2 separate regions of the Homo sapiens genome follow, and region 1 is linked to region 2. The links are chromatin loops, found by intact Hi-C in ENCODE. Cell type or tissue: Caco-2. All regions are shown on one strand. Each heading gives the region's core, and the rest is flanking DNA. Links, peaks and the distances in the headings are about the cores only.

Region 1 (11,086 bases), core at 3,553-8,552, 180 kb after region 2:
TGCCCAGTTCTATAGCACGCTTCTTAGGAAGAAGCAGCTCTCCTAGCAGAAACAGCTTGGGCTAAATCTGTGCTATAATCTGTTCTTCATAAAAGGGAGTCAGAGGCTGTGCCTATTAGCAGAAACAGGAGGACTTGAGAAGGAAAGTGAGAAACTTTCTGATGGCTTTTTTTTTTTTCAAAGACCAGACTTACGGTCTAAACATTATCAATTTCATCTGTCAAAAAATTGTTTTCTGTCTTGTTTTATTATATCTTTTGAAGAAAGAAGAAAAAACATAAAAGTGAATTAGCCTATTTATGCCATCATTTCAGTCCATCAGCAGTATACCACCACAATAAACAAGCCATCTGCTGGCTAATACTGCTAGTAAGATCTACAGCACATGTGTTATGAAGAAGCAATGTAGAATGAAACATTACCAAAGGAACATAAATGATTCTTGATGTTATGTAAAGAAAATGGAAAGGGAGGGAAATCTGTACAGGACAGGTCTAGAAAATGGTGCTTGACCAGCAGCCCTCAGGACTGCTCTATCTGTGAAGCAGCTATTCTTTATTCCTTTACTTTCTTAATAAACTTGCTTTCACTGAAAGAGAGAAAGAGAGAAACAGAGAAAGAAAGAAAGAAAGAAAAAGAAAGAAAGAAAGAAAAGGAGGGAGGGAGGGAAGGAAGGAAGGAAGAAAGAAAAGAAAGAAAGAAAAAGAAAATGTTGCTTGGACAATTTTTGAAGCCTAAATAAATTATGTTACGGGCTGGGTGTGGTGGCTCATGCCTGCAATCCCAGCACTTTGGGGGGCCAAGGTGGGTGGATCACCTGAGGTCAGGAGTTAGAGACCAGCCTGGCCAACATGGTGAAACCCCTTCTCTACTAAAAATACACAAATTAGCCGGGAGGTGTGGCACGTGCCTGTAATCCCAGCTACTTGGGAGACTGAGGCGGGAGAATCACTTGAACCCAGGAAGCAGAGGTTGCAGTAAGCCAAGATTGTGCCATTGCATTCCAGCCTGGGCAAAAAGAGTGAAATTCCATCTCAAAAAAAAAAAAAAAAGTTACAAGAAAAACTAATGCAGAACACATAGAGAAATAGGAATAGAAATATTTCAGACTTACTCTTTTTTTTTTTTTTTTTTCCTGAGATGGAGTCTTGCTCTGTCGCCCAGGCTGGAGTGCAGTGGTGCAATAGACATACTCATTTTTAAAACGTTTTTATTACTTTTCCTTCATCAGTAGTGTTACAAAGAATGGAGTGTCCCTCCTACAAGAGCTCATCTCATGAAGATCCTTCCCAGTCACCAACTTAACCAACTCATAAAGTAGGATCTATGTCTAGAGTAATTATTTATTTATTTATTTATTTATTTATTTATTTATTTATTTATTTTTTGCCTAGTTGGTCAGTCCATTACTAAGAGTGTTTTAAAATCTCCACCTCTAGTGGTAGAATTGTCTTTTGGTTCTTTTAATTCAGTCAATTTTTGCTTTATGTATTTTGAACCTCTGTTATTAGGCACATATACTTTTTTTTTTTTTTCTGAGGTGGAGTTTTGCTCTTGTTGCCCAGGCTGGAGTGCAATGGCATGATCTCGGCTCGGCTCACTGCAACCTCTGCCTCCTGGGTTCAAGCAATTCTCCTGCCTCAGCCTCCTGAGTAACTGGGATTACAGGCACATGCCATCACTCCCAGCTAATTCTTGTATTTTTAGTAGAGACGGGGTTTTGCCACGTTGTTCAGGCTGGTCTCTAACTCCTGACCTCAGGTGATCCACCCACCTCAGCCTCCCAAAGTGCTGGGATTACAGGCATGAGCCACCGTGCCCAACCACACACACATCTTTATGATTATTATTATTTCCTAATGAACTGATCATTTTATCATTAGGAAATTTCCTTCTTTATCTCTGGTAAAAGTCTTTGTTTTAAGTCTATTTCTTCTGATAGATACAGCCAGTCCAATCTTCTAAAGCCTACTTTTCACATGGCATATTTTTCTTTCCATTTTCTTTCAACCTGTGTCTTATAGTTAAGGTGCTTATCTTATAGACATCATGTGGTTAGATTTTCCTCTTAAAATCCTATCTAATGATCTCTGTTTTTTTTACTTGTGATGTTTAGCCCCTTTATACTTAATGTAATGACACAGTTAGATTTAACTTTACTGTTTTGCTATTTGTTTTCTATATGTCCCTTCTCTTCTTTGTTTGCTTATTCTTCCTTTCCTGACTTCTCTAGGATTATTTGAATAGGTTTTAGAATTTAATATTAATTTACCTGTTGACTTTCTAGTTATCCTCTTTGCATCACATTTTCAGTGGTGCTCTGAAGATTACAATAAATGACTTTATTTTTATTTTTATTTTTTTGAGACAGAGTCTCACTCTGTTGCCCAGGCTGGGGTGCAGTGGCACAATCTTGGCTCTCTGTGACCTCCACCTTCTGGGTTCAAGTAATTCTCCTGTCTCAGCCTCCCAGGTAGTGGGATTACAGGCACGTGCCACCACGCCTGGCTAATTTTTGTATTTTTAGTAGAGACGGGGTTTCAGTATGTTGGCCAGGCTGGCCTCGATCTCTTGACCTCAAGTGATCTGCCCACCTCGGCCTCCCAAAGAGCTGGCATTACAGGCATGAGCCACTGTACCCAGCTGAGAATAAATGACTTTAAATTTTCATAGACCATCGTCAAAATTTGCAAACAATGTAGGTGCATCTACCCCACTCTACCCTCATCTTTTATATTATAGCTGTCATATGTATTATCTATATATGTACTAAACCCTACAGTACAGTGCATTTTTTAAAAAATAAGGGGAAAATTATCTTTTGTTTTTATCCAGATATTTGCCATTTCTGATGTTCTTCATTTCTTCCTGAAAATCTGTTTCTCTCTGGTATCATTTCCCTTTAGCCTGGAAATTTTCCTTTAGGATTTCTTTTTTTTCATGTTTTTATTATTTTTTTGAGATAGAATCTTGCTCTGCCACCCAGGCTGCAGTGCAGTGGCGAGACCTCAGCTCACTGCAACTTCCACCTCCCGGGTATAAGCAATTCTCCTGTCTCCTGTCTCAGCCTCCCAAGTAGCTGGGATTACAGGTGCATGCCACCATGCCTGGCTAATTGTATTTTTAATAGAGACAGGGTTTCACCATGTTGGCCAGGCTGGTCTTGAACTCCTGACCTCAAGTGATCCACTCACCTCAGCCTCCCAAAGTGCTGGGATTACAGGAGTGAGCCACCGCGCCTGGCCAGGATTTCTTATAAGTCTTCTGGCAGTGAAATATCTTAGTTTTCTTTTATCTACATGATATGTCTTTATAAATGGAAATACCTTTATTTCATTCTTGAAGGATATTTTTGCTAGATATGGAATTCTGCGTGGCTACTTTGTTTTTCTTTCTTTCATAACTTTAAAGATATTGGTTCTTGTCTTCTGGCCTGTAGAGTTTCTGATGAGAAGTCAACAATGTTTACATTATTGCTATGCTGAATGTAACGTGTAGTCTTTTACTGGCTGCTGTAATTTTATTTTTATTTTTATTTTTATTTTTTATCAGTTTGACTATGATGTGCCTAGAGTAGAATCTATATTCTTTAAGATGTAGATCTCTCAGGTTTAGGAAGTTAAATATTCTTCTAGTTCGCTAGTAGTTTTCTCACAGTTTGAAACTAGGTGACGCAATTGTTTCTCCCGTGGTTTCTACACTGCAGCATGCCCTTTCTTCTCCAGCACATCAGCACTTGGAAACTCTTTCTAACTGCCTTGAATTCTGATAAGTGCAAACACAAGCTTGAGCAGCTCCATAGCCATCCATCCACAACACCAAATCTTATGAGCCTGTAAATGGATTCTTTACAAAGGCCATGTTCTAGTCATGGTTGCAGTACGAGTTTTATTACTGTAACTTTTACAAATTCCTGAAATGATTTTAATAATACAAGAAATAATAGGTCGGGTGTGGTGGCTCACACCTGTAATCCCAGCACTTTGGGAGGCTGAGGCAGGTGGATCACCTGAGATCAGGAGTTCAAGACCAGCCTGGCCAACATGGTGAAACCCCGTCTCTACTAAAAATACAAAAATTAGCTAGGCCTGGTGGTGTCTGCCTGTAATCCCAGCTACTCAGGAGGCTGAGGCAGAAGAATTGCTTGAACCCAGGAGGCAGAGGTTGCAATGAGCCGAGATTGGGCCACTGTACTCCAGCCTGGGCAACAGAGCGAGACTCTATCTCCAAAAAAGAAAAAGAAATAAGGCTGGGTGTGGTGGCTCACGCCTGTAATCCCAGCACCTTGGGAGGCCGAGACGGGCGGATCATGAGGTCAGGAGATGGAGACCATCCTGGCTAACACGGTGAAACCCTGTCTCTACTAAAAATACAAAAAATTAGCTGGGCATGGTGACGGGCACCTGTAGTCCCAGTTATGCAGGAGGCTGAGGCAGGAGAATGGCGTGAACCCAGGAGGCAGAGGTTGCAGTGAGCTGAGATCGCGCCACTGCACTCCAGCCTGGGGGACAGAGTGAGACTCCATCTCAAAAAAAAAAAAAGAAGAAAAGAAAAAGAAATAATACAAAAAATGACAATGTTTTTGTCATTTTTTATGGAAAATATATTCCAGTGAATGGAGTATTTTCATTCAAAATCAGTCATCATCAGAGAGTATTTTATTTATTTAATGTAGTGTGTAATCTGTTTTTTGTTTTGTTTTTGAGACAAGGTCTCACTCTGTCACCCAGGCTGGAGTGCAGTGGCATGATCTCAGCTCACTGTAGCCTCAGCCTACTGGGCTCAAGCGATCCTCCTGCCTCAGCCCCACAAGAAGCTGGGACTATAAGCACATGCCACCACACCCAGCTAATTTCTTGTATTCTTGTAGAGACGGGGTTTCTCCATGTTGCCCAGGCTGGTCTTGAACTCCTGAGCCCAAGTGATCCACCTGCCTTGGCCTCCCAAAGTGCTTGGATTACAGGTGTGAGCCAGCATCTGGCCTGATACACAGTTTAAATAGAGTTAAATATTAGGGGTAGTTAGTCCACATTGCTTGATAGAAATAGAAGTTAAATAAAAACATGATTTTGTGAAGAATTAAGGAATTATTCAAGGTAGTTTCATTACGTGAAATCTGGTAGAATTGCCTAGATTTTGACATTCACTCTTTTTGTGTGAGTGCCAGACGACAGGACTAGCGTGCTCAGTTGCTATGTGTAGATAGATACTGGTATACAGTTGGAAAAACAAAAGTCATTTTTTAAGTCTTTCTTTTTTATCATTATAACATAAAAGTGGCATATGCTCATCATAGGGAAAAAATGAAAAATAGAGAAAGGAAGAAAATTGATCACCCGTCATCTTACTGCTCACACTTTTGTTCACAGGGCTTAGAATTTCTCATGCATTCCCAGCATTTGTTCAGACAGTAAGCAAACAGGCTGCACAAGTTTAGGTTCTTTCCTGTTATCTTTGTTTTTAGCCTTTGAAACCTGAGTTGTTTGTTTTTGTACACCTTTGTTTTTCAATCGCTGGTCCTGCAGTGGCCTATAATTTCCTCTTGAATGAGAATTTCAAGGTAGAATGAGTTTCTTCATACTTTCAAAATGTGTGTTTTTCCCCAGTACTATTATTGGCAACACAGATAATGTTCTTTGCTTAGAGAAAACCAGATAATGAAGTGGTTAAACAACAAGATTGATTTGCAAGCCATTATTTTAGCTAGACACTGGTTTTGCCAGGTAAGAAACATAATTCTTTGATGTTCCCCTGGCCTTTTACTTGATGTCCCTTTTTAACAAGACAATTCTACCACTGGGGTTTTTTAAATGTCTAGATTTCTTTCAAACAAAAATTAAAGAGCAAGAATCATTACTGTATAAATTTTTCCCAGAGGAGAAAATTTAATTTTTCCTTATATTTCCAGGATTATGCGTTGTTCATATATATATATATTTTTTTCTACATTTATTTTTCTTTCTTTTTTTAACTTTTGTTTTAGGTTTGGTGGTACATTTGAAGGTTTGTACATAAGTAAACTCTCTTTCTTTTTTTTTTTTTTTTTTTGAGAGAGAGTCTTGCCCTGTCGCCCAGTCTGGAGTGCAGTGACGCAATCTCAGCTCACTGCAACCTCCGCCTTTCAGGTTCAAGCCATTCTTCTGTCTCAGCCTCCTGAGTAGCTGGGATTACAGGCACCCGCCACCACGCCTGGCTAATTTTTGTATTTTTAGTAGAGATCCGGTTTCACCATGTTGGCCAGACTGGCCTAGAACTCCTGAGCTCAAGTGATCTGCCTGCCTTGGCCTCCCAAAGTGCTGAGATTACAGGCGTGAGCCACCATGCCGGGCCAGCATAGGTAAGCTCTTGTCACAGGGGTTTGTTGTGCAGACTGTTTCATCACCCAGGTATTAAGTCCATTATCCAATAGTTATCTTTTCTGCTCCTCTTCACCCTCCCATCCTCTATCATCAAGTAAACCATAGTGTCTGTTGTTTCCGTCTTTGTGTTTCTAAGTTCTCATCATTTAGCTCCTATATGTTTTCTCATAGTTCATCACATTAAAAAAATCAGCTCAAGCTGGGTGTGGTGGCTTGCACGTATGGTCCCAGCTACTAAGGAAGATGAGGCAGAAGGATGGCTTGAGCCCAAGAGTTGGAGGCTGCGGTGAGCCATGATCATGCCATTGCACTCCAGCCTGGGTGACGGAGCGACACCTTGTCTTCAAAATAAGTAAATACAAGAATAAATAAATAAATAAAAATTAGCTCAAATTTCTGGGGACTTAGGAATCACTACTGGTAGCTCATGCCTATAATTCCAGCTACTCAGGAGGCTGAGGCAGGAGGATCACTTGAGGCCAGGAGTAAGACCCTGTTTTCAAAAAAAAAAAAAAAAAAAATAGAAAAAGAGAAAAAGAAGAAAAAAAATCACTATAAAGTGGTATATCCATATTTACTCAGGAGCAGTAATAGTTTATGTACCAAATGTAGAAATAAAATGATTCATAATTTGAAAACATATGGACTACAGAAATATTTTAGTATTTCAGAGAATATATAAAATGATATCATTGGATTAATACAAGCAGAGGAAGGACTTCAGTACATGAATTTTTTAAAGTAAAGAAAACAATTTCTAGATTTTTTCTCTTGAAAAGCAAAATACTCATATTTATAGCTAGAAAACAATTGCTTGTCTGCCGAAGTATGGCATTATCTAACAAAAGAGAAAAATGTGATAAAAGTTAAACATCATCTGCTTACACAAGAATTTTCCATCTGATACATGTTGGCCAGTATATTCATGGTAGACTTTGCCTCCTGATATTACAGATAAATTATCTAGTAAAAATCTGTGGACACATGAAAATCCTGTGGGTTGACTAACCTTGTTTACTCAGGTCATAACTACAAAGCGGTAGCTATCTCAGTAATAAAATCGTCTTACACACAGTGAAGAATTCCAAAGTCTCATAGTGTCATCAGTGGGAGCAGAGATGAAGCTAGGATTTGAAAAGAACAAGGACACAGTCATAAGAACCTAAATTATCCTTTGGCCTATATCTTGTATACCCTCCACCTCATTAAACAAAAATTCTGTGCAAAGATTGGCTTCCCTAGAGGCCACTTATGTTTCTTGTGGATGTTCACCCATAAATTTGGTCCCCCTGTTAACTGACATTTGGACTATTTTTGCTATTTTATTTTATTTTATTTTATTTTATATTTTATTTTATTTTATTTTATATTTTATTTTATTTTAATTTAATTTTATTTTATTTTATTTTATTTTATTCTTTGAGATGGAGTCTTGCTTTGTCGCCCAGGCAGTGCTCTCAGTGGCGCGATCTCAGTTCACTGCAACCTCCACCTCCCGGGTTCAAGTGATTCTCCTGCCTCTGCCTCCCAAGTAGCTGATATTACGGGCATCCGCCACCATGCCTGGCTAATTTTTGTATTTTTAGTAGAGATTAAGTTTCACCATGTTGGCCAGGCTGGTCTCAAACTCCTGACCTCAAGTGATCCACTGGCTTCAGCCTCCCAAAGTGCTGGGATTACAGGTGTGAACCACCACGCCCGGCCTACTTTTGCTTTTTATGTGTTGAAGCTTGATAAATAATGACCTCAACATAACAATAGCTGCTGATATTCTTGACCTATTAACTGAACTACAGATGGCTGGTCATAACTTTTTATGCCATCAAATGAAGGGCCCCCTTAAGACAATAAAAACATAACACCTTTGGGTAGACAGAAATGAGAAAAAAAATGTACAGACAAGTAGTACCACATCTCAAGTTAGAGTCTCCAACTTGCCAGCTATCTTCCACTACTCCCCAAAATAATTTCCTGTACATTAGGGTTTTTGTTGCTGTTGCTGTTGTTGGTTGTTTGAGACAGGGTCTTATTTTGTCACCCAGGCTGGAGTGCGGTAGTGCGATCACGGCTTACTGTGGCCTTGACCTCCCAGGTTCAAGCGATCCTCTTATCTCAGCCCCCCAAGTAGCTGGGACTACAGGCATAAGCTACCACGCCCAGCTAATTTTTTTGTTTTTTGTAGAGATGGGGTTTCACCATGTTGTCCAGGCTGGTCCCAAACTCCTAAGCTCAAGTGATCTGTCCGCCTCAGCCTCCTGAAGTGCTGGGATTATAGGCGTGAGTCACTGCACCCAGCCTTATACATTCAGTTTTTAACAAACTTTCTTGTCCATGGTATATGCACAATCAAATGTGTTGAAAAAATGAATACAATTAACACTGCCCAAAATTAAGGTAGATAGAGATTCATTCTGAAAGTCTTTTTGAAGACTTAATCCATCAGAAAGAGACCCACTCACTCTGTCACTCATACGTGGTTTTTGGCATCCCGTACTTCAACTCGAAGTTTTAAAAATCAATTTCTCTATCTTAGAACAGGTAACCACAATCATTCTCAGCTTCCTGAACCACATCTCTTTTAGTCAACTGACCTCACATCAGAGTTGGCCAGCAGGCCATGCACAGAGCAGCAGGAAACTGCCCGGTAGTGTACAATCTGTTGTGGTTGTGTCGTGAATTCTTGAGTCAGGCCTTCTGAGTTTGCCACAGATTTCAATGCTTACTACCTGTGTGACTTTGGGCAAATTATTATTATTTTATTATTATTATTTTAATTTTTTTTAGGGTAAATTATTATTTTTTCTTTGTTTTCTTTGTTTGAGACAGAGTCTCACTCTGTTGCCCAGGCTGGACTTGAACTCCTGGGCTCAAGTGATCCTCTTGGCCAGGCACGGTGGCTCATACCTGTAATCCCAGCACTTTGGGAGGCCAAGGCAGGTAGCTCACTTGAGCTCAGGAGTTCAAGACCAGCCTGGATAACATAGTGAGACCCCATCTCTTTTTAAATTTAAAAAAAATAAGTGATCCTCCCGCCTCACCCTCCAGAGTAGCTGGGATTACAGTCACGTGCCTGGCTGGGCAAATTATTTAACCCTCTGTCCTTTCATTTCTTATACATGCAAAAATGAAATAGTAATAATAGATTATAGAATTTTGTGGGGATTAAAAAAGATAATGCAGTAAAGGTATTTATAACTGTGTTAACATATAATTAGTGGTCAATTTATGTTAGCTCTTTTTACCTGGAGAAAGAATTATGTCATTTACATGGGATTACATTTATCTAGGATTACACTTTCATGGGATTTACTAACTATGGTTTGAAAGAAGAATGCATTTTGTTTTATCATTACTGTTACTATTTTATACATTACTGGACCCCAAACTTGTTTTTTCTGCTGAACCATGAAGCTTATAATTTGCTGTATTCCATTATCTGGAGCCCCAGACACAAAACTGATAAGCTTCCTGGAAATAGACATATGGCTAGACTTAAAATCCTCAAATTGGAGCGAACCTTAGTTGCCTAGTCATTTAGATAAAATATTGCATTCTTAAGCTAAGATCTAGAAAGCAAAAAGCACTTTGTTTTGCATGACTTAAACCATCTACAATGGTTTAGATGGTTCCAAGTTCAAGGATGGGTTATTTATTCCAGTGAGTAGGGAAATGTTATTTCTAAACTCTCTGTGTAAAGATACTTAGAGTCATGCTCATCTAGCATCTGAGTTATGTTTGGCAGTGAAAAGTTTGTCAGATCCTATCCTCACAACTGTCCTAGTGCCAAATGTGTGAATGTGTGACTATAGGCTCAGTTTAGCTCAACACAGAGAGGCCCCTCACTCTGCCTTGGATTGTGTAAATGAAGGGTTTAGCTTTCTGAAGCTTTCCAATTGGAGCAAAATCTGTTTCTGCGTTTGTGGAACTTACAATTTTCTCTTTCTCTTTGTTCTGACCAAAATTGCTTGTTATTTCTGCTGTTTTACTAAAGGCTAAACTAACAGTGTTTCACAATAGCTCGTTTTTCTAATTCCTCAGGATTCTTTTAAAACTATTTTCAGGCAGTATTTTCATGTGCTTATTTTATCCAAATCATTTATGTCCAAGATCTTTCATTTCCATAGTCCTAAAAGGCATTTTATGATAGCTAAAATGATACCAGGAAATTTTCTCACTTAAAAAATACAAGGAAAATATGAAATGCAACTTCATATTTTAATAAATCTGCTCTCATTATTTTGAATCAAACTAATATGGCAGCAGATCAAAAAGTCTAGTGGATTTTAACTGTAGCAAAAGTTAAAATGTCCTAAATTTTATTAAGTTAGGCATGCTGAAATATTCAGCCTTTAATGGCTTGCTTTTTGCCCAAGAAGTTTATCTCATAATACAGGATACATAATACTGTGGAAAGAAAAACTTGTAGGCCGGGTGCAGTGGTTCACGCCTGTAATCCCAGCACTTTGGGAGGCCGAGGCGGGCGCATCACTTGAGGTAAGGACTTCAAGACCAGCCTGGCCGACATGGTGAAACCTCGTCTCTACCAAAAAGTATAAAAATTAGCCAGGTATGGTGGTGTGCGCCTGTAATCCCAGCTACTCAGGAGACTGAGGCAGGAGAATCACTTGAACCCGGGAGGCGGCGGAGGTTGCAGCGAGCCGAGATCGTGCCACTGCACTCCAGCCTGGGTAACGGAGCGAGACTCCGTCTCAAAAAAAAAAAAAAAA
Region 2 (11,086 bases), core at 3,349-8,348:
CTTTCTGTGTTGCTCAGGTTAGATGCAGTGGCTATTCAGAGGCACAATCATGGGAAGAAGATCTTTTTCCTCAAGTCAGGTTAGTTAAAGCCACTCTCAGTAGAAACACTGTGGTCCCAAAAAAGGCACTGATGTCAGAGAGTAAATAGGGTCCTTGGAAGGATAATGACACTCCTGACCTAAGCCTTCATTGGCTGTTGTGGAAACCGTCAATATTACTGCTGATTATATTTTATTATTTTATTTTATTTTTGAGACAGAGTCTAGCTCTGTTGCCTAGGCTGGAGTTCAGCAACACTAACTTGGCTCACTGTAACATCTGCCTCCTGGGTTCAAGCAATCCTCACACATCAGCCTCCTGAGTAGCTGGGATTACAGGTGTGCACCACCATGCCCAGCTAATTTTCTGCATTTTTATAGAGATGGGGTTTCACTACGTTGGTTAGACTGGTCTCAAACTCCTGTGCTCAAATGATCCGCCCACCTTGGCCTCCCAAAGTGCTGGGTTTACAGGTGTGAGCCACTGCACACGGTCTACTGCTGATTTTAAAAAGTAAACATTCACAGTAGAACTGTTCCATTATGACATGGCTGATTGATACTTATAGGTATCTACTCTAAGACCAAACAATTCTCTGTGTGTGTTTGCATTACTGGTTTTAAGTCATATTTTTCAAACTGCAGGTCACCACCTATTAGTGGGTCATAAATCAATTTTGTGAATTACAGCCATCACTTAAAAAAATAACATAGAGGAGTTTCTTTTTTTAAGTATCAGAGCACATTACACACACATAGTAAGAAAAAATATTTTTAGTGAAACTTTTATTCAGATACACACACATATATTCTGGATCACAATGAGAAACACATATTCCTTACTGTGGGTCATGGCGAAAGACATTTGAAAAACCCTGGATCATAAGGTAAATTGATATTCCTGTTCCTACTAAAAGCCAGTTGTAAAGGGGAGTTTTCAGTAGTTTTTTATCAAGAGCTAATCTATGCACTCTTTCAATTTGATCTACCCCAATGTTTATGTTTGTTAGGATCAGTGTTGTATTTTTGAAGATGAACACTTGGCAACATTCACTCAGAAAAATACACATATATTTAGTACATAATAACTGTATTTAGTGAAAGACAACTCCCAAATTAAAAAAAAAGAAAGCAAAATCAAAAATAAACTAACAAAATAAAATCAACTGGAAGAATAAATCCAACAAAGGAGATGAACCAGTGGCTTAAAAGAATCTATCATCAAATTTTACTTTCTCTATGTCAGTAACCCAGACCAGTGGCATAAATTCAAAGGCCTGACCTGCCATTTCTCCACCTGAGCAATGGTTTCTAAATAATATCCTGATGACAGTCAATTTGATTTTGAAAAAAACAAACCAAATACATATTCTGTTTAATAATCTTGTTCATCCACCCCAACCATTCCTTATCTAAATGACTCTTTAAAACACACACACACACATACGCATACACACACATATATACACACACACAGAGCCTACAGGTATACATAAATGATTAGGTAAAGCAAAGGGAAACTTGATATAGCCAATCCTCTCTGGGATCCAATTTATTTATCAGCCCACCAAGGTCATAATAGTTATCAAATATTCTGTTTGTTTGGTAATTAGAATACTATGTAGTTAATTAACAAAGCTACCATTAGAGGACATTTCTCACTGCTTTTCATGTTTATTGCATCACGACAGAATAAGAAGATGGTGATGGTACTGTTTCAAGAGTCCAGTTTGCTAAGGCGTACCTGAGATGAGCCTGATATTTATTTTTCTAATGTGGCATACCCACAGGCAATACAGTGTAGAGCTTAGGGCTGTAAGGGACCCACAGGTCATACAGCTTGAACTCTTCATCTTTCTGATGAGAAAAACATGTGGTAATGTCGGCTGGGTGCGGTGGCTCACACCTGCAATCCCAGCACTTTGGGAGGCTGAGGTGGGCAGATCACAAAGTTGGGAGTTCAAGGGCAGCCTATCCAACATGGTGAAGCCCCGTCTCTACTAAAGATACAAAAACTTAGCCAGGCGTGATGGTGGGCGCCTGTAATCCCAGCTACTTGGGAGGCTGAGGCAGGAGAATCACTTGAACCCGGGAGGCGGAGGTTGCAGTGAGCTGAAACAGCACCACTGCACTCCAGCCTGGGGCACAGGGCAAGACTCTGTCTCAAAGAAAAAAAAAAAAATTACGTGGTAAAGTGACCCGCTGCATCCATCAGTAGTGCATTTGCTGTTGCTCTGTAATAACACCCATGTTTGTGTGAGCCTGAACCCCTGTGTTCCATAGAGTCTGCAATTCTACTTTTTGGAGAGAGAGAATGGGCAAAATCTAAGCAGCTGGGACTGCCTTCCACCAGACCTGCTGTATCCAGCCTGCGGAACTGAGCAGCCATCTTGCTGCTTCATGCAGCACATGCTCTGTTGTACAAGCAAAACCGAATGCAGCGAGGCAGGTGAACCACATAGATGGTCTCTGATACACTTCACTTTCTACATTAATCCAAGGACAGTCTGAATCTCCACTCCTGCATCTTAAAGATAAGCTATATAAGTACTGTGTGTGCCTAAATAGGCACGTGCATTCTTTTATACATGAAACATTTATGATGTACTGTGCACGCGCTATGCACCAGGCACAGTGCCAGACCCTTCAGAGAGAACAATAGCAGTGAAAAACAGTAGAATGTTATAAGTGACACCCTTAAGGTACACACATACCATAGTAACTTAAGGGTGTTAGTACAGTATAAAATAGTATAAAATACTGTTTCATGATTTTAGTATTTTAGCATTTAGGATTTTAGTATAAAAATTTATAAAATACATAATATAAACAGTATAAATATTGTAGAGTATAATCATACATACATAAAATTAAATTATACTTATTGTATCCATGTACGTAGGTCTTGAAGTAGGATTCAAAGACTTCAGAGTCACACCAAAATTATTGCCAGCCACCTGAACTTTCACCAGCTAGCCCATATTTTCCAGTTGCAAAAAAAAAAAAAAAAAAAAAAAAAAAAAGTGTCACTAGAAGCAACTTGGAAGAATTTAGAAATCTAAACCGGGCTTTGTGCCCCAGTTTTACTGTCTACTAGCTGAGTGACCTTGGGTACATTCCTCAATCTCCCTGATCAGCAATTGCTCTTCTCTTAAGCAAGCAGTAGATGGTATCTACCTTATATGCTTGTCAAGAAGACTAAGAGGATGCTTGAGTGCAGAATGGCAGCGTAGCTAAAAAGCAGGTTACTTCATCTCTCTGTGCTTCACTGCCTTTCTTGTAAAATTAGGATAATAGTAGAATCCATGTCATCCAATTGCTGTGCAAATTAAATGAGATAATGACACATCTAATGCCAAATAAATTGTAGTCATTATACGAAAGTGTTATGTTAACTATAAAATGCTAGATAAAAGTGAAATACTACTATTAAAGTTGAGCTCAGTCAAAAGAAGAATAGGAACAAAAATCATTCCAAGGTGCTACATATCCATGTGGTGCCTCAAATCTCAAGTTTTCAGGCTCAGCACTCTTTTGGAGGTTTAAATACAGTAGCTGCTTTTGCTACGGTTGTAATGTCATACAGCTCCCTGCTGAAGGTATCTTCCTTTTTGTAGTCTCTCCCCTCATCTTCTCTATTTCTTTCTAAATCACTTCTCAAAGCATAATTCTTTAAGGCTCAGTGTAACTATTTATGTTAGTCCTGTGCATATACAGAAAGAGCAGGTGAGGTAATGACAAGGCTGTCCATCTTAGAAGATGGATGATGTTTATTCTTCCTATTCTTTAAAGCAGTAAATTTTTCATCTTTAAAATGTTGCATCCTCAAAATGAGTTAGGGCAGCATGAGAATAACTTGGAAACTGAAAGCTTATCTGGGTAGAAGGGATGCAATTACCTACAGAATTTCAAATTATAAAAAGAAGGCTCCATATATTTTTCTTGGATTTTTGTTTGTTTGTTTATCTCTGAGCGCTGGAGAATTCCTGCTTTAGTGAGGATTGAAAATTGAGTGTTAGGCTATCTTTAGACTCATTTGAAAAAAATTGTTCAATTTAGGTAAATAATTCATTGGCAGCTGGACATAGTGGCTCACGCCTGTAATCCTAGCACTTTGGAAGGCTGAGGCGGGCAGATTGCTTGAGGCCAAGAGTTCAAGTCCAGCCTGGCAACATTGCGAAACCTCGTCTCCACAGAAAATACAAAAAAATTAGCCTGGTGTTGTGGTGAACGCCCACAGTCCCAGCTACAGAGGCGCTGAGGTGGGAGGATCATCTGAGCCCAGGAAGTTGATGCTGCAGTGAGCTGAGATCATGCCACTGCACTCCAGCCTAGGCGTCAGAGTGAGAGCCTGGCTCAAATAAATAAATAAATAAATAATAATCCATTGGCTATTTTATTTGATTTTACCCATTCAAATAAACATTTAAAAAATAACCAGTTTTTTTTTTTTTTTTTTTTTTGCCAGAATTCATTTTGTTCCTGTTTATACAATAGTTTGTATATGTAGACAAAACTTAATACCTTGTTTGGTAGAAGAAAATGGGCATAACTAGAACATCAGCATTCCTCAATTCCAAACTTGTTCAGTCAATAGTAAGCAAGAGTGTATGAAGATGCACAGGTATTTAGCTTAAACTTTCATAAAGAAAAAGACTACCCATGCTTTTAAATTACTGGCCTTATGATTTTTGAAATACAAGAAGAAAAAAAAAAACAAAAAAGAAGAAGAGAAGGAGGAGGAGAAGAAGGAAGAAGGAAAAGGTTATTTCAAAGCATGGAAAGAAGCAAATGAGAGTCAGGTAAAAATTTCAACTTCAGTAATCCTAATATGCACTTCTGTGCCTGTTGCATAGTTGGAAGACAATTACTTTGGCTTTCACACTTTCCAGTGAAAAGGGCTATTCTGACTTAGCCGTCCTGGAAACACCTGCATCTGTTGTGTAATATTAATGAACTTGAATTTGGAGTGCTAGCACTGTACCTCTCTCTATGAATAATAGGGCACACATAAATGATTAAAACAAGGGAAACAGAAACCTCCCCAGGATCAAATTCATTTATCAGCCCACCAAGGTCACTGACCTCAATAACCCAGGGCCTAGCTACTAAAATGATTAATTGATCTATTCTTTCATTTCACTTATTTAATTTGAAGAGGGCTGAAGTGAAAATATTTTCAATGAATTGACCTGTAAGCAATTGTATTTAGCTTGCTGCATCATCCAAAACACATATTAGTGGCAGTGAGAAGCATGAATACATGCTATTAAACAGATAAAGGTGAACAAAGAAACCACAGTGAGACAGGAGAATAGGGTGTGGAGGCCGGGAAACTAAGGCCGATTTGTGCTGACTTCCTATAACTGAATCAAAAGGAAAACCCCACCTCTACACACTGAAGTAACAAAAGGATCAGAGGCTACTCCCTTTGCACTGTGTGGCAGATGATAAATGGAAAGTACCTCTGATCGGCCCCCTCGCATAACCAGTCAGACTGGTTGTGGGCCTAGTCTTCATTTGCCTAAGAGTGTAACTTTGTTACTTCACTTCAGCCTCTGATTGGTCGCCTTCTGCAACCAATCAGACTGGTTGTGGGCCATTCCTTCATTCACATGGGGTGTGACCAAGTAACCAATGGGGAAATTCTAGAGGGTATTTTTAAACCCCAGAAAATTCTGTAACAAGCGCTCATCAGCTGCTTGCTTCTGTGGCTCCCTCTCTGTGGAATGTACTTTTGTTTCAATAAATCTGTGCTTTCGCTGCTTCATTCTTTCATTTCTTTGTGCGTTTTGTCCAATTATTTGTTCAAAATGTCAAGAGCCTGGAAGACTTGTAGTCAAGACCCTCCATCAGTAACAATAGATTTTCTTATGCATCTTCCTGTTACTTAACTTGTTATCCCTGGTTTAGAACTCTCCTTATAATTCTCCATACTATTATAACCTCAAAAGGTGTACTGATAAATGAATTGAAAGAATATCCTGGCAGATATAGAGATTAAATTGGATTTCTATAAAGAAAATATTTAAGAAATTTTAAAAATGTGTTTATATTTACAGTCATTGTGGGGTGGAGGGTGGGGGTAGGGAACTTGAGCAGAAGGTCATTTTGTTTTTGTATACAGCTGACAACTTTCATCAGATATTGGTATGGCAAAGATAAGCCTGGAATTCTGTTTAGAGTAACGGTATAAAAACCTGCAGTGATCACAAAGTCATAAAATTAGGAGCATGTAGGCTTATGGTTAAGGAGAAGACATGATTAAGATAAGCTTTAGAGAAGAGGCTATGAGGAGGAAGCAAATTTACTTAATTTTTAAAATTTCATAAATAAGTAAATTGATAAATAAACAAATAAAAAAGGTGTCCTTCACTTTAGTCAACCAGTATGCTCAAAAGGACTTTCAAATTCAATTTTCTTTTTGACATTTGAGACATTCCTATTTCATGGAAAAACCTTGAATTATCATCCCATATATTCAAATATTTTTTATCAAGTTGAGTTTTATTTTGGGTTTTCTTCAAGTGAGGAACCCCTAATACAAGTTATATTTTACATTATAAATGTTTGTATATTCTAGTTTAATTTGCAGTGAACATTTGCCCTAAATGAGAACTTAAAATGTATACTAAATGTAGCATTAAAAACAGTTGTTTGCATTTTATGTCACAGCCCATCCTTGACAAAGACACCTGCATGAAAAGCAGCAAATTTGGATAGCAATACCAGTAACCAGCTATAAAGTTCTGTAAGTTAGTTCCTTTTGTGAATTCTCTGATTGATTGATTGATTTTGAGACAGAGTCTCGCTCTGTAGCCCAGGCTGGAGTGCAGTGGGGCAATCTCAGCTCACTGCAACCTCCGCCTCCCAGGTTCAAGTGATTCTCCTGCCTCAGCCTCCCAAGTAGCTGGGATTACAGGGGTACACCACCATGCCTGGCTAATTTTTGTATTTTTTAGTAGAGACAGGGTTTCCCCATGTTGGTCAAGCTGGTCTCGAACTCTTGACCTCAGGTCATCCACCCGCCTCTGCCTCCCAAAATTTTGGGATTATAGGCGTGAGCCACTGTGCCCAGCCCCCTCATTTATATTAGAAAATTATATCACAGGCTGAGTGTGGTGGCTCACACCTGTAATCCCAGCACTTTGGGAGGCCAAGGCGGGTGGATCACAAGGTCAAGAGATCGAGACCATCCTGGCCAACATGGTGAAACCCCTTCTCTACTAAAAATATAAAAAGTAGCCGGGTGTGGTAGCACGTGCCTGTAATCTCAGCTACTCAGGAGGCTGAGGCAGGAGAATCACTTGAACCCAGGAGGGGAGGTTGCAGTGAGCCAGGATTACGCCACTGCACTCCAGCCTGGCAACAGAGTAAGTAGTGTAGGTACATAAAATTAGTAATTACCAACAAATTATATAATTTTCAAAAAATAAGAATATGCATGGCATATTATAGAAGTGTTGAGAAAAATACAATAATAAGGCATTTTAGGACAAAATGAAAATATGGTTAATTTAGATTTTTAGATCTAATAAAACAAAGGCAGATGGTAGGGTATGATTCCAAAAATTGCTTCTCTTTCAAGTAGTTACACCTGTGGATACAATGTCTATCACCATAACTTCGACTCCTGAGCAAAATGAGAGTGATCATAAGTGGAATCCCTAGTAGGTATATCAATCAGGGCCCCAACAGGAAGCAAGTGGCATACTCCAGGAGGGTTGAGTAAAGGGACTGTTGATAGGGTATAGGCAGATGTGGGAAAACCACAAAGAAGAGTGACATGCTGGGGCTAGTCACAGCAGATGTTACAACCCTGAGGTGTAAAGGAGCAAGAGGAGAGAGTGTGGAAAGGGTCACCTTGAGAGGAGTTATGGTCTTTGCTCGCAATCATGCAGCCAGCCCAAGCCAACTCTGTAGGCAGGAAGCAGGGGAATGTGGGACCAGACCGCACTGTGATCTTCCTTCTGACCTCCTGCAGGGGCTCTCCATTGGACAAAGCCAACCAGAAACCAGAGGGCAAGTGAGATTGTTAAAGTAATTACACAAGTCTGCCTCCAAGACAGACAACTTTGGTCCAGAAGGCAGCAAAGAGGCAAGGGCGGAAGGGCGGAAATGGAAGCTATTTGGCACCATGAACACGGCATGTACTGGTCCATATAATGTCTTTTATCCCACTTTTACTGCTAATTATCACATTAAAAAAAAACCTTGCCCTGGCATAGTGGCTCATGCCTGTATTACCAGCATTTTGCAGGGCTAAGGGAGAAGGACTGCTTGAAGCCAGGAGTTTGAGACCATCCTGGGCAACATAGCGAGACTTTCCATCATCATAGAAAATTGTCCACTTTAATTTGCTTCAGATAAAATGAAGCCTAATAATAATAATAATAAGTCAAACTTCCTCAAAAACATTGCAATGAAGAATTCTTTGGGCACATTCTGATCACGTTTGGAAATAAAGAAAAATACTTATGAAGATAATTAATTCATTGCCTTTTGGATGTGACTACAGGCAGAGAAGACAACATAGCATAGAGAAGGAGCATGGACAAGAGAAGCTTTCGAAATGCATTTGAAGGACTTGAATTAAATATCATTTGGGAAGGAAAAGAAGTTGTTTGATTTGGTTTTGCAATTGGACTGAATGGATGGAAGAAACCCTCATCATATGTGATAGGTAATGCTACCAATGTTACCTGCAATAGGACAGCTTCACTACTTCCTGATCCTGAAACACAACAGAAATCTGATCCTAGCTTTGTAAATATCTTTACCACAAGTAGGTTACCATTCATAGACACCAACACTCAGTGCCAGGCACCATCCTAGGAGCCATGGATACCATAACCAATAAGATAGACACTGTCAAAGCCTTGGTATAAGGTTTGTTCAGACAAATCCTATGCAGAAATTCACTATATTTACATAAAAGATAGAAAGTGAATAATGACAGGCTGGGCGCGGTGGTTCATGCCTGTAATTCCAGCACTTTGGGAGGCTGAGGTGGGCAGATCACCTGAGGTCAGGAGTTTGAGACCAGCCTGACCAACATGGAGAAACCCCATCTCTACTAAAAATACAAAATTAGCTTGGCGTGGTGGCACATGCCTGTAATCCTAGCTACTCAGGAGGCTGAGGCAGGAGAATCGCTTGAACCCGGGAGACAGAGTTTGCGATGAGCCGAGATTGCACCATTGCACTCCAGCATGGGCAACAAGAGTGAAACTCTGTCTCAAAAAAAAAAAAGGAAGAAAGAAAGAAAGTGAATAATGATAAAAGTCTAGCAAGTAGAGCTGCTATGGTTTCATTAGTTGCATGGAGCCTGGAGCCCTCTTGGCTTCCCCATTCCTTCTGCCCTTTAGACCTAGCACAGTAGTACGAAATCACTGTCATGAGCTTCCCGTGATATATCATCCTCAGGGTTGTGGGATCTCAGTGTCTCCTGGAAGGACTAGGCTCAAATAATCTCAGAAAAATGTTTGCCTATAATTCTCATTTAAAGCTTTTAGAGAATTATTTATGTCACTAAGCTTTGGAATACTTTAGCTTTATCATTCATCCATTCAATCATTGAGTGCCTTCTATATGTAAACACTAAGAACATAGTGGTGAAAAAGACAAGAGTCCCTGCCCTTTTGGAATGTCCATGCTGGCCGGGAATATAGACTTTAGACATGTAATAACACAATTAGTTATTTAATTGTTGTTGTGACAAGTGCTATGAAGGGAAAGTACAGGATTTTTTGTGGGGCTGTGAAAGTTTTTGTGAGGAGGTGGCATTTGTGCTTTATTGGTTGATCAGTAGACATTAATTAGTCCAGAGATTGCAAACTCAAATTCCTTTAAGAGATCAGGCAGGTAACACAAATGTGTGCATCTGGCAGGGGTAAGACAACAAGAAATATTAGAACTGAAGGCCCACTGGAGGAAGTCTACTGGCCTTAAGGCATTCAAATTCAAACTTCAGTCATCTCTTGGCTGGCCAAAGAAAAGAAGTGTGCAGCCAAAGACAGCAGAAGGGCTGGCAGTCTGCTGCGATGATTCAGGCAGGAGGACAGCAGGAGCAATGGCCCTGAGGCAGGAAGAAGCCCATCTGTTTCGATGAACTAAGAGAGCAACTGCAGGTGAAGTCTGGAGCCCTCAGGAGCAAGAGTGGTTTCCCCAGGCAGGTGAGGGGAGGACCATGTCACTCAAGGCCTCCAGGGCAGGTGAGGGCTTTGGTCTTTATCTCAAGTCCCCTCGGATGCACTGAAGGGTTTTAAGCAGAAAAGTGAATTAATTGGACTGGCATTTTTGAAAGCTCACTGAGCAGCAATGTTGGAAAAGTTGGAAGCAAATAAATCGATTGGGAAGCTGTGGTGGCTCCTCATCTCTTCTTCAGTTTTTCACCTACATTATTTACATAACTGTCTTGACGTAGTCTCAACCCTGTATTTCTCACTCCAGAAAACCAAGCTGAATATTTTCCTCTTAGTTCCTGACTCTAAGGAAGGAAGTAGAGTCCGGGGGTCTGTGGCCTGGAGTGAGAAGAAGTGCAGTGCAAACTCAGTACCCCATACACGGAACCTTCTATCTCCTGGCTACTATTAAGTGCTGTAGTGTCGCAATGATCGTGTAAATCCTAAGTATTATGGGAGCATCAAGAACAGTTTCCAACCTGCTGGAGGTGGGAAGTCAGCTAAGACTTCACCTACAAACCTAAAAACTTGTGGACTTTATCATTTTGTTTAGCATTTTAAAAAGCAATTCTTGCTTAAAATAATTCTTAATTAGCTGGGTGTGGTGGCGTGTGAGCCTGTAGTCCCAGCTACTCGGGAGGCAGAGGCAGGAGAATCACTTGAACCTGGGAGATGGAGGTTGCAGTGAGTCAAGATCAAGCCAGCTTGGGTAACAGAGTGAGACTCCATCTCAAAAAAATTAAATAAATAAAATAAAATCATTCTTATTGTTTAGGGATTATCTTGTTCAGACTTTTGTCAATTAACATAAATGTACACGATTATATTACTTGTGTGTATAAAAAACTCACATGGTTAGCTTG

What was found. A loop is a pair of places that touch in the nucleus more often than their neighbours do. Peaks named below come from ENCODE experiments on the same cell type or tissue, not always from the same donor. Only the 100,000 strongest peaks of a DNase experiment are listed, where the experiment ranks them.
Region 1: it touches region 2 in a loop (5-fold over the local background); 1 of 110 quality-filtered maps calls a loop at or near these places.

What each region holds. Positions count from the first base shown.
Region 1 is chr6:134,194,521-134,205,606 of GRCh38, reverse strand. All of the region lies in intron 3 of SGK1 (serum/glucocorticoid regulated kinase 1), which reads left to right. Among named protein-coding and RNA genes, the nearest start is that of SGK1, 120 kb to the left of the region's middle. In Caco-2, for the core only: no CTCF peak of the experiment used is centred there; DNase peaks (open chromatin) are centred at 5,486 and 7,432.
Region 2 is chr6:134,373,703-134,384,788 of GRCh38, reverse strand. No RefSeq gene overlaps it. Among named protein-coding and RNA genes, the nearest start is that of LINC01010, 58 kb to the left of the region's middle. RefSeq lists a silencer at 4,237-4,296. In Caco-2, for the core only: no CTCF peak of the experiment used is centred there; a DNase peak (open chromatin) is centred at 5,558.